Regions from separate parts of the Mus musculus genome. Here region 1 is linked to region 2. Evidence: chromatin contacts called from ENCODE Hi-C or POLR2A ChIA-PET data. All regions are on one chromosome and are shown on one strand. Each heading gives the region's core, a stretch centred on a gene start or an enhancer-like site at or near the end of the contact. The rest is flanking DNA. Distances are from core to core; before and after follow the strand shown. Region 1 holds the start of Rpp25 (ribonuclease P/MRP 25 subunit). Region 2 holds the start of 2700012I20Rik (RIKEN cDNA 2700012I20 gene).

Evidence for each region. A loop is a pair of places that touch in the nucleus more often than their neighbours do. ChIA-PET counts read pairs that join two places held with the same protein, here RNA polymerase II (POLR2A).
Region 1: POLR2A ChIA-PET joins it to region 2 with 16 read pairs in embryonic stem cell. The contact joins the promoter of Rpp25 here to the promoter of 2700012I20Rik in region 2. A Hi-C loop is called at or near these places in 1 of 37 maps with a recorded cell type or tissue (v-Abl transformed pro-B cells). POLR2A ChIA-PET finds 5 or more read pairs at or near these places in 2 of 5 experiments (both embryonic stem cell).

The regions. Positions count from the first base shown.
Region 1 is chr9:57,502,049-57,509,538 of GRCm38, forward strand. It overlaps Rpp25 (ribonuclease P/MRP 25 subunit), which reads left to right and starts at 2,054. Exons shown (of 1, transcript NM_133982.1): 1 at 2,054-3,399. The coding sequence starts at 2,189. The coding sequence ends at 2,788.
Region 2 is chr9:57,070,758-57,078,447 of GRCm38, forward strand. 2700012I20Rik (RIKEN cDNA 2700012I20 gene) reads right to left here and starts at 5,292. Exons shown (of 2, transcript NR_152107.1): 1 at 5,201-5,292; 2 at 4,446-5,086. Sin3a (transcriptional regulator, SIN3A (yeast)) reads left to right here and starts at 5,619. Exons shown (of 22, transcript NM_011378.2): 1 at 5,619-5,873. It overlaps Gm10658 (predicted gene 10658), which reads right to left and starts at 1,209. Exons shown (of 3, transcript NR_045886.1): 1 at 852-1,209.

The sequences.
Region 1 (7,490 bases), core at 804-3,303, 430 kb after region 2:
AGCCGGCAGGCGATGGAGAGAGCTGACAGCGTAATGAATGGCTTCAGCTGTAATTAGCGACCCCGCGGCTAATCACGATGTGCATTTACATTTTAAGTGCTGCTGAGGGAGCTGGAAAGGAAGCGATGCGCGGGCGGGGAACCGGGCCTTTTCTGCGTTCTCCCTCCACAGGAAAATAAAGTGAATGGGAGAGTCTCTGGCAGAGGGTAGTGGTACTGGGAGAGGGTGGCGGTGTCCTTGAGGGCCAACTTGGGTAGAGGCACAACCATTCACTCTTTTCAGAACAAACCTGCTGCCCCCAGATCTTCCAAATTGTAGTGTACGGCCTACATGATTTCCAAGTTGTTTAACCCAGGCTTGCATACTCCAGGGAACGCAGAGCTCTCTTCTTTTCCAACCAGCACATTCCTACATAGCTTCTAGTCTTTCTGGAACTTTTTCTCAGATCAATCCAAAACTGCCGACTTTAAGTCCACCACTTGCCTGAGTGCACTCAGTCGTGGGGTCTCCCCAAGGTTGGGACTCCAGAGCCTGCTTCTCCCTGTGAAATCTACAAGAATTAAGATTAGATCCAGGGCAGAGTCCCAGTTCGGGGCACACTCCTGGAGTGTGAGCAGGAGATTGGAGCCAGTCACTCACACTTGAGGTAAAAATAAAAAATAAAAAGTCCAGCTGCTGCAGCCACACTCCAAGAAGAGATGAGATATAAGCTCGTTGTTCTGAGCTGAGGGGCTGAGAATTGTCACAGATAGCAAAGAGGAAGAGGAGGGCCGGGCAGCTCTCCCCCTAGACTGATGCTGTGCTCATCCAAACACCATCTTGCTGATACTTTGAGAACACCGTTCCTTACAGTCCTCAGTGCGTCTTCCTTCCCGGTGCTTCCCACGTCTGTCTGATTCCCTCCCTGCCTTTCCATGGAAACGGGATTGAATATTGAGGGCGTGGCCCCAGGCCAGGGTCACTCCTTATTAAACAGTCTTGCTTTGATCAGACCTCATCTTTCTACTGCCCACCTCACCTCGCAGCAGAGCCCGAGCCTCTGCTCAGATTCAGTGGAGTTCCCAGAGTTTGCAAGTACCCGCCCCCACACACACACATTCCGCCAAGGCACTCCACCCTGCCTCCCACCTCTTAAAACCTGTCTTCTCTCAGTCTCCTTTTAACAAAAACAACCCTCTGGATTTCTAGAGGCCAAGGCTGACTGGCAAGGAATTCCACCTGGAATTGGAAGTCAGGAATCCGGCGTTAGCTCGGGCTGAGCCACGCTCATAAACATGTATGCAGCTCCAGTAAAGGACTTTCAGGCATGAATATAAGAATTTAACGCCTTGGAAGAAATGGTCTCCTGTTCCCCATTCACTTTAGGCTGGCCCAACGCATCACTTCCTGCATTTCAGAGGTGCATAGGTGCCGGGAGCCTGGAGGTATGATCAGGAGGAGCAAAGCTTAGTGTCTCTCTAAGCAGCTACGCAAGGACCAGGCCACGACGTAGCGGTCCCAGCCCAGGGAAGGCGCTGCGTGCAGCCGCAGCCAACGCCTCCCACTCTCTGCTGACCATGCACTGGCTGCCCTTGACGCAAAAATATAGTAAGAGAACGGGAGGGAGGTCCCTGGAGGGGTGGAGTAGCGAAGCCCCAAAAGGTGGTTTGGAGATCTCTTACCTAGGAGGGGTCTAGGGATGCCCTTGCGCTGGAACCCCGCAGGGCTCAGGGACCAGGCTTGAGTCGGCATTTGAACCTTAAGCATAGTATTTATTTAGGTTGTTCCTGCATAAGGTCTGGTTCAGGGAGAACAGATGGTGACTTCGGAGAACTTCACCTCCCAAATCACCCGTGGCTCTGTGACCCCAGCCGCTGAGCTCCAGCGCTGGATCCCAAAGGCTGGAGGGACTGGGACAAGTCACGCAGAGTTGGGGCGGGTCCTGGGCGAAGGGGCGGGTCCTATCTGGCTCCCAGGCGGAGCTTCTGCTAAAGGCGCGGAGCACAAGGTGCCGAGGGCGCAGAGTAGAACATCACTACCCTGTAGAAGTCTGGGCTGAAGACTGCACGTTCCCAGCCCACCCTCCAACCTTCACTCGGCGCCGGCACCCCAATCCCTGCCAGCTCTCGCCCGGCACGACCCGCGGCCATGCAGCCCCGGGCTTGAGGCGGCCCCATGGCAAAACCTGCGATCCCAGCGACGACGGCGCATGGAGAACTTCCGTAAGGTGCGCTCGGAGGAGGCGCCGGCGGGGGACGGTGATGAGGGTGGCAGCCCGAACTCTGGCCCTTTTGCAGATCTGGCACCCGGTGCTGTACACATGCGGGTCAAGGAGGGCAGCAAGATCCGCAACCTACTGGCCTTCGCCACCGCCAGCATGGCGCAGCCAGCCACGCGCGCCATCGTCTTCAGTGGCTGCGGCCGGGCCACCACCAAGACCGTCACGTGCGCCGAGATTCTCAAGCGCCGCCTGGCGGGCTTACACCAGGTCACGCGGCTGCGCTACCGGAGCGTGCGCGAGGTGTGGCAGAGCCTCCCGCCTGGGCCCACACCGGGTCAGACGCCCAGCGATCCGGCCGCCAGTCTCAGTGTACTTAAGAATGTACCGAGCCTCGCCATCCTACTTTCAAAGGACGCACTGGATCCACGACAACTTGGCTACCAGCCTCCGAACCTCAGTCCTGGTCCTTCGTCCCCTCCTACGGTGTCGACGTCCAAGAGGAGCCTGGGGGAATCTGCTGCTGAAGAAGGCACCGCTAAGCGGTCTCAGCCTGAGCCAGAGGCTGAGAATGAGGACAGGACCGCCTGAGAATTCTCGCCTCTGAGCCACCCAGACCGACTGAATCATATATCTTCAACACTCCTGCATACCTTTCAACACACGCACCTTTCATACCTGGGTTTTAAGGGGCCCATGTTCCTGGACACCGGTCCTCAGAATGACAGCGCGGATCCCAAGGCGACAGGAGAGAGCTCAGGAATGAGAAGAGAGGATCCTTGAAGTCCAAGGAAACTTTGTGGGACATGTTACCAGAAGCCACAGAACACCACCCACACCTTTGCTAGGCCGTCTTTTTTAGGGAAGCATGGTGGGTAGTGGGACTCTTGAGCTTTCTTGGGGACCCAGACGTTAAAAGCACCCAGTATGCATGGATGCTGACAGTTGAGGCTTTAAAAATCATCTTTGCTGTTAACTGAGAGCGGGAGCTACGGAGCTGATTACTTGAGGATGGCCAAGTTGAAAATGTCCGGACCCTATTCTGCACCCCCACACACACACACACCCTAGCAATTCCCTTTTAGCATCCCTCCCCCACCCGCCTTGCATGATGGCTGAGAGGGGACTTAGGACAAAATCTGCCATGCTTCCTCCCCGAGTCCTGCTGGAGTCTTGCTTCCAATAAAACAAACGTGAAAATGGCTCTGTCTTCAGTTTTGTTCTTTTTTTCTTTTTCCTTACCCACTCGCCTGTGCAGAGACCACTTTGGCATGCTTGCCTTCAACCCTATTAGCCTTTGGAGTCTTCAAGGTCAGACACAGAGACTGGGGCAGTGTCAAAATGTTGAAAGAGGGACTTGTGGTGGAGGGGGCCGGGGTCTGTGTCACTGTTGTATCACCACAAGGGAAAGGAAGCAGTTTTGCTACTTCTCTGGGAGGGGAAGGAGGGGGGAGCATTGATGAGCTGGAGGCGGCAGCCTGCCAAGGCCGGCAGACCATGCTAAGGTTCTAACCTTGCTCGCTCCTCGCAGTAGACATTCTTACCCAGAGGCAGGCACAAAGCCCCAAGAGTAGGAGCTCCCCTTCACTGCCCTCTCTCTGCAAAAGGACAGCACACCCTTGGGAGAGGGGGAGGAGAGAGACAGCACAAATCCACTGCTGGAAATTACTATTCAGCAGAGAAGCTTGGGCTGTGAATCACTGCGGGCTCCCTGATAAGCCGCTGCCTCCAGCCCTGCACAGCTGTGTGTGGAGAGATAACAGCCTCAGATGCCTCTCAGCCCAAGTCCAAGCCTGGAGGGGGCGGGGGTGTGCTGTGTGCTGGGGAGCTGTGCAGCGTACAGCTCAGAATCTTCAGAGCAGATGCTACCCCATGGAACCCAGCACCTCTGGAAAGGAGATGGGAGAGAATAAATTTGTAAGTCACTTTGCCTGTAGAACCTTGAAATAAATCCTACTGGCGAGGACGTGGGTTTCTGCAGCTGATGGAGGGCGCCTTGGGGAAGCCTCTTCTCTCTTCCCAGTATCTCTGCTTGTGTTTTGGATCACTGACTCTTGTCATCCAGACTGTCGATCATTGCCTTTCACCTCCCACCCCACCTTCCTGACTTAATTATTTATTTTTAGGAGAGGTCTTGCCATGTAGTGCAGGCTGGACAAGAACTGATCCTCCTGCCCTAGCCTCCCAAATGCTGCGATTACAGGTGTGTAATTTGTCCAGCTCTATTTCTTGTTCTTGAGGAATCCCTAGGGAGAGCCAGGGGATCTAGATGTGTTTGTTGGCCTGATGTGGAGTAAGATGCATGGAAGACTGAAGTTACTGAAGATGTAACTCGGCTGGGAGAGCATTTGCCCAGCATGTATAAAGTCTGTTTTTTGACTCCCAGCACCATGTAAATTTGTCATGGTGGTGCACCCCTGTACTACCTGAATCTAGAGGTGGAAACAGGAATACAAAAAATTAAAGATCAGGCTGGAGGGATGGCGGTTAAGAGCACTGACTGCTCTTTGTAAGGTCCTGAGTTCAAATCCCAGCAACCACATGGTGGCTCACAACCATCTGCAATGGGCTCTGATGCCCTCTTCTGGTGTGTCTGAAGATAGCTACAGTGTACTTACATATAACTAAAATAAATCTAAAAAAAAAAAAAAAAGATCATCCTTGGCTACACATGGAGGAGTGTACAAAGTGTCACCACTGGCCAGCCTGGACAAAGTGTCTTAGGAAACAGTAAACTATCCAGACAACTAAGGTACCCTGGACTACTGGGCTTCTGAAACTAAAGGGAAGATAAGATTTAGAAGTCATGCTGAGCGGTGGTGGCGCACACCTTTAATCCCAGCACTCAGGAGGCAGAGGCAGGCGGATTTCTGAGTTTGAGGCCAACCTGGTCTACAGAGTGAGTTCCAGGACAGCCAGGGCTATACAGAGAAACCCTGTCTTGAAAAAAAAAAAAAGATTTAGAAGTCATGAACGCTAGAGACTTGTCTAGATGACTGCCCTGATTCTAGGACTATGCAAGCAGAGCCTGCTTTGGTATCTCGGGAAGGCAAGGCTATGGAGGCTCCTTTGATGGGCCAGGCAAGTCTCCTTTCAGCCTAGAAATATGTCCTAGGGTGGGGAAAAAGGATATGCCTCCTGTAGCTTCAATGCTAACCTTCTCTCTTGAGAGACAACAAGCCACACATGGCTTTCTTTACTGTATCCCCACCTGTGATGGTTTGTATATCCTTGGACCAGGGAGCGGCACCATCTGAAGGTGTGGCCTTGTTGGAATAGGTGTGACCTGGTTGGAATGGGTGTGTCACTATGGGTGTGGGTATAAGATCCTCACCCTAGTTGCCTGGAAGTCAGTCTTCCACTAGAAGCCTTTGGATGAAGACGTAGAATTCTCAACTCTGCCTGTGCCATGACAGCCTGGATGCTGCCATGCTCCCACCTTGATGATAATGGACTGAACCTCTGAACCTGTAAGCCACCCCCAATTAAATGTTGTTTTTTATAAGACTTGCCTTGGTCATGGTGTCTGTTCACAGCAGTAAAACCCTAACTAAGACAGAAGTTGGTACCAGAAATGGGGTATTGCTGTGATAGGCCTGACCATGCTTTTATTTGAAAGAATGTGGATTTTTGGACTTTGGATTTGGAACTCAGTGGAATGCTTTAAATGGGGCTTGATGGGTCATCCTAGTAGGAATATGGAAGACTTTGTTGCTGGGAGTAATTTGAACTGTGTTGACCTGGCCCAAGAGATTTCAAAGGAGAAGAATTTCAGTATGTGGCATAAAGACTATTTTTGTGGTATTTTGGTGAAGAATGTGGCTACTTTTTACCCTTGTCTGAAAAGTCTGCCTGAGGCTAAGGCGAAGAAACTTGCATTAATTGCATTGACAAAGGAAGTTTCAAAAAAGCCCAGCAAAGACTTTGTTCCCTGGTTAAGTCTCACAAAGAGAAGTTTGAACAAGTATAGCAAGCTTAGAAAGGCAAAATATAAAATATATGGTTCGAGTATTAAAGGCATACAAGGAAGTGAAATGGAGCAAAATCCTGTGTTCTAGGAAATAACAGATTAAGTGAGTGGGACCTTGGGGCAAGATCCTACCCAGCTGAATTTAGATCCAGGCATGGTGGTACACACCTTTAATCCCATGCTGATCTCTACATTCAAGGTCAATCTACAGAGCAAGAACCAGGATAGCCAAGCTTAGGCAGTGAAGGATTTAGAAAACATAAGCTAGTGATAATGTAATAGTACAAGGGGATCATGTTCTAGTTCCTGTAAGCAGCAGAACTTGGGGAAGCTTCAGCCATGTGGCTCTGGCTCTAGAATTAAGAATGGAAGGAACTACTGGGACAATTGATGCTGGTTAGCTGAAGCTAAGACATTAGCAATGATTAAGAAGAGACCAGCATCACTGAGTTGAAATCTGGGAGTTGTTTTCTGGGAGCACAAAGAAGCTGTGTTCCAGAGATAGCCAAGGTTGTACCTCGTGCTGCAGCTGGACTTGGTAATGTGTAAGAGTCACCCAGGTGGTACTGGTTTTGAAGGCATGAAGGTGTCATGAAGAACAGCTGAGGCTTGGCACTTTGAGAAGTCATGGAAGGCCATTGGAGAAGGTGTAGCCTCAGCTGTAGTTGATGGCCCAGAACTGAAGGGGTCAGGCAAAGGATTTGATGTTTGGCACCATGAAGAGAGCCTATGAGAGGCTATTGGTGAAGCCTGGTTGGAGTGGAACACCCCAGTGTATTGGAGATGTCAGTACCATGGGATGATCACCAAGAACAGCAGCTGTAGTGGAGTGGATCAAACTGAGCTAGTTTCAACTCTAGTGCTACAGAGGGCAGAGATGGAGAAGTGATGCCAGCCCTTAGGAGGAATCCAAAAGATCAAGTGGAATCCCAGACACTGAAATAAGAAGCTGTAACATTGAAATTGCCTTGGAGACTCAAAGATGATAAAGATGCCAGAGCCATGAAATACATGCTGAGGAAAGCTGCTAACAGGGAGTGGAACCAGCCCTGGAGAAAGCAGTTTGTTGCAGTCAACAAAGATGAAAAAGGAGTGGATATCTGAAGACCGCTTTGACCGCCATGGAGATGCAGAGTTTGGAGTTTGCCCAGCTGGTTTCCTGCCTTGCTTTGGGAGTTACAGTTAATTAAGTTGAATGAATCTCAGAAGAGACCTTGAACTTTGGACTTTTAACATTGTTTCGACTACTATAGACTATGAGGACTTTGAAAGTTGGACTAAATGCATTTTGAATTATGCTATGTTTAAGTATGGCCCCCATAG
Region 2 (7,690 bases), core at 4,042-6,541:
GCTGGGCTGTAACTAAATGGGAAGAGTGCTTGCCTAGCATGTATGAAGTACTAGGTCTGATTTCCAGAACCACATAAAGCTGATATGGTCATGCACAGCTAGAATCCAAGTACTTGGGGAGGTTGAAGCAGGAGAAAATGCCATCTGCTATGAGTTTGAGATCAGTCTGGGCTACATGACATCCTGTCTCCAAAACAAAACAAGCAAAAGGATGGAACAACAACAACAAAACAGTTTCTTGCTCAAACCACGTGCTTTCTGCTCAGCTCTTTTGAACAAATATGTTACTGATAAATAGCAAATGAGGCAGTTAAGAGCTTCATCTGAGGGCTGCTCAAAATGAGGAGACTTTTCTGGACTAGGTGATGAATAGGGGACAAATTTGCCATTGCTTTTCCCAATCTATTCCCCAATCCAAGATGCACCTTTGTTGCCAGTAAACTCACCAGTCCAACAGCCTCTGTGCCTGCTATGTGTGTGTGGCACTCTTTGTTCAGACTGCTAGCTAAACAGAATTACTCATGTTGAAATGACTGTGGATCTACTTAGAGAGAGAGAGAGAGAGAGAGAGAGAGAGAGAGAGAGAGAGAGATAGGGTTGGGAAAGACTTCGCCTTACTTCCTGCAGCAAGCATCTGAGTGTTTGGAGGATATCGTGAATATTCCAGCCAGTTTAAAATTGCACTAGATAGCAGACAGAGTGAAATACCTGATTCACACCCCATAGCGGCTCAGACAAGTGCCAGTTTTCCAGGTTTTCGGAATTCATGGCTGAAAGGCACCTTACAATGTAGACTGGACACACGTTTAACAGCCAGGAAAGTCTAGACGTTGCAGCCAATCGCTACTTACCTCTAATCCAACCAAATGCTAGCCAGGCCGGACTCTGTTTAGCTTCTGAGATATGATGCGTCCAAGTGGTAGGGCCATAGACTGTTACAGGTTTCTCCAGACCCAGCTCCAAATGGGTTGTGTGTGAAGGAAACCGGGGCCGTGTAGTTAAGATGCACCTCCTTTAGCTTCCACCCTGCGGAACTCCAAATCCCAAAAGGCCTAAGTCCGAAGTCCTCGAAAAACTCCAAGTGGCGGTGTGAGAGATGTAAGAGCCTCTGCTTTGGAGGCGACTCTTACTCGTGGATAGTTTAATTATTTATTTTTATTTCGGTGGAGGCAAGGGGCGATCAATGAAGGGGAAGGGGCGGGGAGAGAGAGGAGGCGGACCCATTGGGACTGACGTATACGCAGGAAAGCCAATAGATACTGGGGGGCGTTCCCTCTCATTCAGGACTCCTCGCCTGGTTCCGGAGGTATGTTAAACAGCTGCTTTTAATTTGGTCTCCCCAATTTCGGTATTTTGGGGGTCTAGTTCTTTGGTCGCTTGCTTTGGCTGCACAAAGTCTGTGTGGGTGCTGCAGTCCCCAAGACAGAGCTACGGGGAGGCTCGGAGTCCCGCGGTTGAGGTAGGCTAGGGGCAGGCCAGGAAGGAGAGCGCTTGGCGCCGCCCGCTCGTAGTGTGTTTCCAAGCAGGGCTGGAACGGTGGGGAGGGGGCTGGCCCGGCCTGGGTCGCCCTCGCGCCGGCCGCGCCGCCCAATTTATTTTACCAAGCAGTCGGTTTCGATAGGTTTAGGAAGCTCATTGGGGAATGGGCCAGCAGAAGACCAACTGCTCTTGTAAATGCTTTAAAAATATTTTAAAAAATAATTATAAAGAAGAAAAAGAGGGAAGAGGGCCCTGGTTGCGGCGAGCGGCCTCGGCAGGGGGCGGCGGCCGCAGCCTGGCCAGTCGGGCCCACCGAGCTCACGGTGTCCGGAGTTGGTCGACCGCTGGAGTTTAAGAGCAAGCCGGGCCCCACGGTCTTTCTCCGCTAACCACGCTGGGCGAGTGCAGTGGCCGCCCTGAGCGTTTGCTTCTGCCGGCAAACTTGGAAGGGTCGTGGGCGCGCTCTGGGGAGGCGCGGGCACCGTGGGCCCGCGGTTGTTAAGGACTCTGGGGGCGGGGGCAATGGCTGTATTTGCCGGAGGAGACTTGGGGCGGGAGAGGTTCCAGCCACTAGCCTGGGAGCTGCCGGTGTGTCCGAACACGGCATTTTAGCAAGTACTCGGCTGCAGAACCGGCTAGACTGCGGTCCGGCGTGGAGCGCTTGCTGAGTGTAGAAAAGCTCTAGGAACTCGGCGGATTCAATTCGCGGCCCCAGCTGATCCCCTCGCAAACATGGAGCTGCCTCCTTCCCCGCCCACCTCACGGCCGCGGCGGCTGCTCCCCCTCCCTGAGTAGTGTGTGTGCTGCCGGGGCTCCCTCTTCCGCGAGGTGCCGCTGCGTGCCACAGGGCCGCGTACGGGGAGGGGGCAGCCTTGTGCGCGCGCGCGCTCACGAAGGGGTGGCCTGAAAGGGGCAGTGAAGGTCGGAAACTGGGAAAACAGACTCCACGCTTGGAATAGGGAAAAGGAAATGCATCAGCGGGCGGGGAGGGGCGCGCCTGTCAGCCGGATGGCGGCTGCGGGCCGAGAGGCGGGGCACCGGAGCAAACTGCGTGCAGTGGCGGTGCAGGCGGGGAGGGCAGGCGCAGGGCCAGTTCTCGAAATGCGCGGCCATCTCTGCCTCCATTGCCTGGCCAAGACTGTTTACTATCTCTTGCAGGGAGCTTGTGCAACCGGCCTGGAGGGGACCCGAGAGGGGCGGGGACATTTCCTCTTCCACCCACTTTGGGTTCTCCAGAGGCTCCGCCTTCTCTTGTCTTTCACTGGTTGGATTCGAGTCCCTCTTTCCCTTCTCGTGTATGCATTGGATGATATTCTCTAGAGCTCCGCCTATCGGGAGGTTGGACTGGAGTTTAAGTTGCTAAAATTTTTTTTCTTCGAAGGGCGGAGGGAGGATTCCTGGGGCTTACGTGAGGTACAAGCCCCCGTCCCTGTTTCTGATTGGCGAATTGGATAGGCCTTCCCCTTCTGGGGTAAGCTAGGAGGAGACGTTCTCCTCCCTGCCCCCCCTTTCTCGTGAGCGCGCTCAGCACATGGTTGAGGCCCTTTTAGCTCCCTGCAACTTCCCTCCCGCCCGGAAGTCTCAGGCTCCGCGCCCTTAGTTAGGGGGGCGGGGAAAGCCTTGGAGGCACACAAAGATTCTTCCGAGTCTAGGGATCGGCTAGCCTTCGAGGTGAAGCCCGACAATTGCGCTGTTACTCCAGAAAGCATCGCTCCAGGGCTGCTGCACGGAGGGGAGGGAATGAGTTCTACCCTCCAGCCCGATCAACTTTTGCTGTTTTTCTCCGTGCCCCTTGACTTCCTTAAATTTAAGTTTCAGAAAGCTTGGACATTGGCCGCATCCTTAATTCCTTGTGCAAGGCAATCTTGATCCTTAGTCGGCGGAATCTAAGATTATGACAACCTAGTAATGGAACCTTTGGCAAGATCTACGATACCTCGGTCGCTGCAGTCAAGGGAAGTCCGTGAGGCTCATTTCTAGCAAGGATTCGGGGGTGTTTGTTGATACCGTGGTGGGAGTGCTGTACATTGTATGGTAGGTACCCAGCCTGGTGGGTAAGGCAGTTCAGTTAAGGATAGGCATCTGTCAGTTTTGGAGTGCTACTTCAGCCTGGAACGGTTTGGCTAGTTTTTCTTATTTTAGAGCACTGTCCTGGAACAGGGCTTGGCTTGGCTACCGGTGTGGCTGCTCCCACCTGTCGGCCACTCTTGGAGTTCACAACTCTTTACTATGGCCTCACGCCGTGAAGCCATCCTAGGAGTTAGACCCACCTGTTGCCAACACTTGTTTATGGCAGTCTCCGCAGGATTTACAGGAGGACAGTATTGGATTTACGAAACGGTTCCCCGGTGTCGTATCTCCTGGGGACACTCGACTCTAGGGAGGTTCCCTCTCCCCCTTTTGCTCTAGAATGCGGTAAGACTAATCCCACCTAACCTCTCATGGCACAGCGAAAGCCTCCCCAAAGCAAGGTCGGCATCGGGCCCACGCCTTACTAGTGAATAAATAAAAGAACTAGGTCTTTATTATTATTATTATTATTAATTAATTAATGTATTATATGTAAGTACACTGTAGTTGTCTTCAGACACTCCAGAAGAGAGCATCAGATTCCATTACGGATGGTTGTGAGCCACCATGTGGTTGCTGGGATTTGAACTCAGGACCTTTGGAAGAGCAGACGGCGTTCTTAGCCGCTGAGCCATCTCACCAGCCCAAGAACTAGGTATTTCAAAGCACTTTTTGTGTTCAGGCATTGTTACTTACCCAGAAGGCTTAGAGACCGCCATTAACTCACTCTGCTAAGGAGGAATGCCCACCCCCCTTTTTTTTGAAGGGCTGGCCTTAGGGTTCCTAAATTCAGACTATTCCTGCCCTTTCGCGAATGGTTGCGATTACAGCCCTTCCCCTTGAACAGTCATTCTTAAGACCATATCCTTCACACAATCTGGAATTTTTACTCCTTCTGTGAACGTAAGTGCACACTCAAGGTTTATTTATGCAGTGGTCTGTGTGAGGTTTTCAGCCTCTCTTCCTCCAGTTTAAAATGTCCCTGGATCTACCCGACCAATAGAGTATACATTTTCCCTTCATGCTCCGCCTTCCGGAGGCTTGCCCAGGCGGTGACATTTAAAGGCCTCCGCTGGGTTATCTCCGCCCCCTGAGGGCTGCAGATTCTGGTTGTCCCAGTGTCACAGTATTCAGTCAGCCCTAGTGACCAGCTAGTAATATCTGGGCTTTTGGATCAGATTAGAGCTCCAGACCTTAATTTTGGAGTCGGCTTGCTGAAAGTAGCTGCTGAGTGCTCCAGATGGCTGTGTTTAGAAGACCGTGAAAGTGTAAAAATAAGTGGGTAGGAAGGACAAGGCTTTCTGTCATTGTTTTGGTTAATTCTCCACGGCGGGTAATACTACTGCCTTTTCCTTTTCAAATCTCAAAGCCTCGGGTTTCGGCCGCTGAGCTCCCCGCCATCTCCGATCCCGGCCTTGGAACGCTGAGGTTCAGTCTCCAGTGTAAACATTCCACAAAAGGACTGCTAAGGTTCAGCATCCTCGCGCAGGGCGGAATGGTCTCCTTCCTGGACCGGCGCCGTGTCCAATGGCGGCTCCTACCGGCGCCAAGATAGTCCAATCAGATCATTGGGGGCGGGGCCTGGCCCAGCCGTGTAGTGGGTGGAGTCGGCCTCACTTAAGGACATTTTTACCCCACATTGGTTACTTACCTTCCTGGGGCTATGAGAGAAGCAAAGGTAGTCTTCCAATGCAGGGACCGGCGGAGGCGGGAGCCGATTTGTTAGGCCTGTGGCTGGGGCGGTATGGGGAGGGATATGTGAGACTCTCCAATGAGATGTGAAGAGGTACTCCTCTTCCTCCAATAGTATTAGAGCCCGGAGGAGGGATTCGGCAATCAGTCTCCAATAGGCGGGGTTGAGTTAGGGACTCTCCCCGCCAATAGGGGCGTGGAGAAGGTGAGCGGCTCGCTCTCCCCTCCCAGCGAGGGAAGAGGGCGGGAGTAGGTCTTTGCGGCATAGTGATTGGCTAAACCATTGACGGATGGGTAATATATCCCGTGGCGGAGCGAGGTTAAGCCTTCCCTCGGCGGGGCGGGCCGGGAGAGTGGGCGGGATTTCCCGGGTAACAGAGAAGCGGCCGCGGCGGTAGAGGCGGCAGAGACGGTTTCTCCATCTTCCCCCCTCCCCTTCCCCCCTTAGAGTTTCCCTCCCTCCCTCCCTCCTTCCCAGTCTGGGCACCCAGGCCTGTGACCGCTTCGTGGGCGCAAAGGAGGTTGCCAGTCCGCTCTTGCGGGCCTGTGCCCGCGCCGTTCCGGGGCCTCCGTGCTGGGTGCGAGGCTCACGCCGGGAGCGACGCACAGGCTGAGTGGCTGGAGCTTTTGCGGTGAGAGCACGCCGCACCGCGGTCCGCCCAGCAGCTGGGTGGCGGGTAACCCGGGACTGGAGGGCGTGTGTTTTTCGGGGGGGCTGACCTCGGCTTCCCGTGCGTGGCTGTGGGGGGCGGAGCGGAGCCGCACTCAGTGCGGGAGGGGGAGGAGAGCGTAGTCCCGGTGCGCACGGAGGGGCGGGTCCTAGTCCCGCCGATCAGAGGCGGGGCCGGCGCGCGTGCGGTGGTGGAGAAAGGGGCGGGACGGGCTCGCGCTAAAGGCCCGCGGCTGTGACCCCGCCCCTTCTCCCTTATGGGCGGGACCACTGGCTGAACTGCTTTGGGTCCGCGGGGCGTGCGGGACGGGAAGAGGGTCCCGGCGTGTGGCTTTCAGGGCGCGGTGGCGAGGGGGCGTGAAGCCTGTGTTCCCCCGCCTTAGCGGGATCCGGTTGGCCGGAAGGCGCGTCCGGGGCTGTGATGCCACGCCCCTCCCGCCCCGCCCCCTCCGGGATTTCCGCCTCCTTAGCAGTGAAGAGGAGCTGGGGAAAGCCCGCTGTGGCGTCTGGCAGGGGGTCAGGGCTCCGTGTCTGCTCCTCCCAGCATCCCCGTGGGTGGGAGGGCCCCTTGTAGACTGGGAACGGTGGAGGTGTCCGGACTTTATGCTGTGGCTTCTTCATCCATTCTGCTTGGGGCATCGTGGCCCGTAGCTGTAGTCTTCTACTTTGCTTCACACACCATGGATGGCGCCTTAACAGCTAGGGAGAGTAGAAGCGTGGTCAGCTGCTCCTCTTCGTTGTAATTATTGGGACGAGATACTCAGCGTCCTCTCTGGAGTGTCTGCGGTGGGGTGCGGCTGGTGCTGTGCCCTTGCTTCCCCGACAGTGGCCGGTGGGGGAGGGGCAGAGTGATCAGGGACTGGAATTGTGGAGGGCGCCAACCTTCCCTGGAGTTCCCTTGATGTTCAGCTACTGCGCCTTTACGGGTTGATACCTAAAAATTGCTACCATTTTTGGTAGCTTAGGACTTTAAACTCAGTTTACCATTTGAGCTCCTAACAAATCTGAGATTTTATTTCTAGAGAAAGTATTGAATTTATGATTGTAAGTGATGGAGTGAGTTTAGGGCACATAAGCATTGCTTCACCGCTAGGCTATACCCCAAGGCTAAATTTTTTTTTTTTAAGTCAAAGATTTAACTCTCTTTAAGTAAAATACTCTGATTTCTTGACTGATTTCACCTACAGAAGGTTTTGTTACATAAGCTTAGTTTCACAAAGGTAACTTAGAATTTTGTGTTCTCTTTTGGTTTTATGTAACTTCTAGTCCTTAAAGCTTCATGTTGCTCTTTTTAGATACTAAGTAGGTTGAACTGTATGAAACCTATGTGTAGCATAGCTTACCGGCCTGTGTTAGAGAGTTACTTTGGCCATTGTTGGTTTACTGCACATGTAACCATATTAGATGATCTTACTCGAGAACTTCATGAAAAGTGAACATCGAATTCTTAATTTATGTATTGATATCTGAGTATGTGTAAACCACTTTTAAAAAAGATTTATGTTAAAGTGTGTGTGTGTGGGGGGGGGCAGAATAGGATGTTAGATCTCCTGTAGGTGGAGATAACAGGTGGTTCTGAGCCACCTGACATGGAACCCAACTTAGGTCCTTTTACAGGAGCAGTCTGCACTGAGCCATCTCTCTAATCTCATAGTCATGTGTAATTTCTGAAGCTAAATTCTGGATTTGTTCTTTGTTCAGTAGAGGCTGAAAACTGTGCCCTGTGCTGTACTTAATGAAGAGGTTAAATATTCACTTTTCAGCTAAAGAAGTGACACC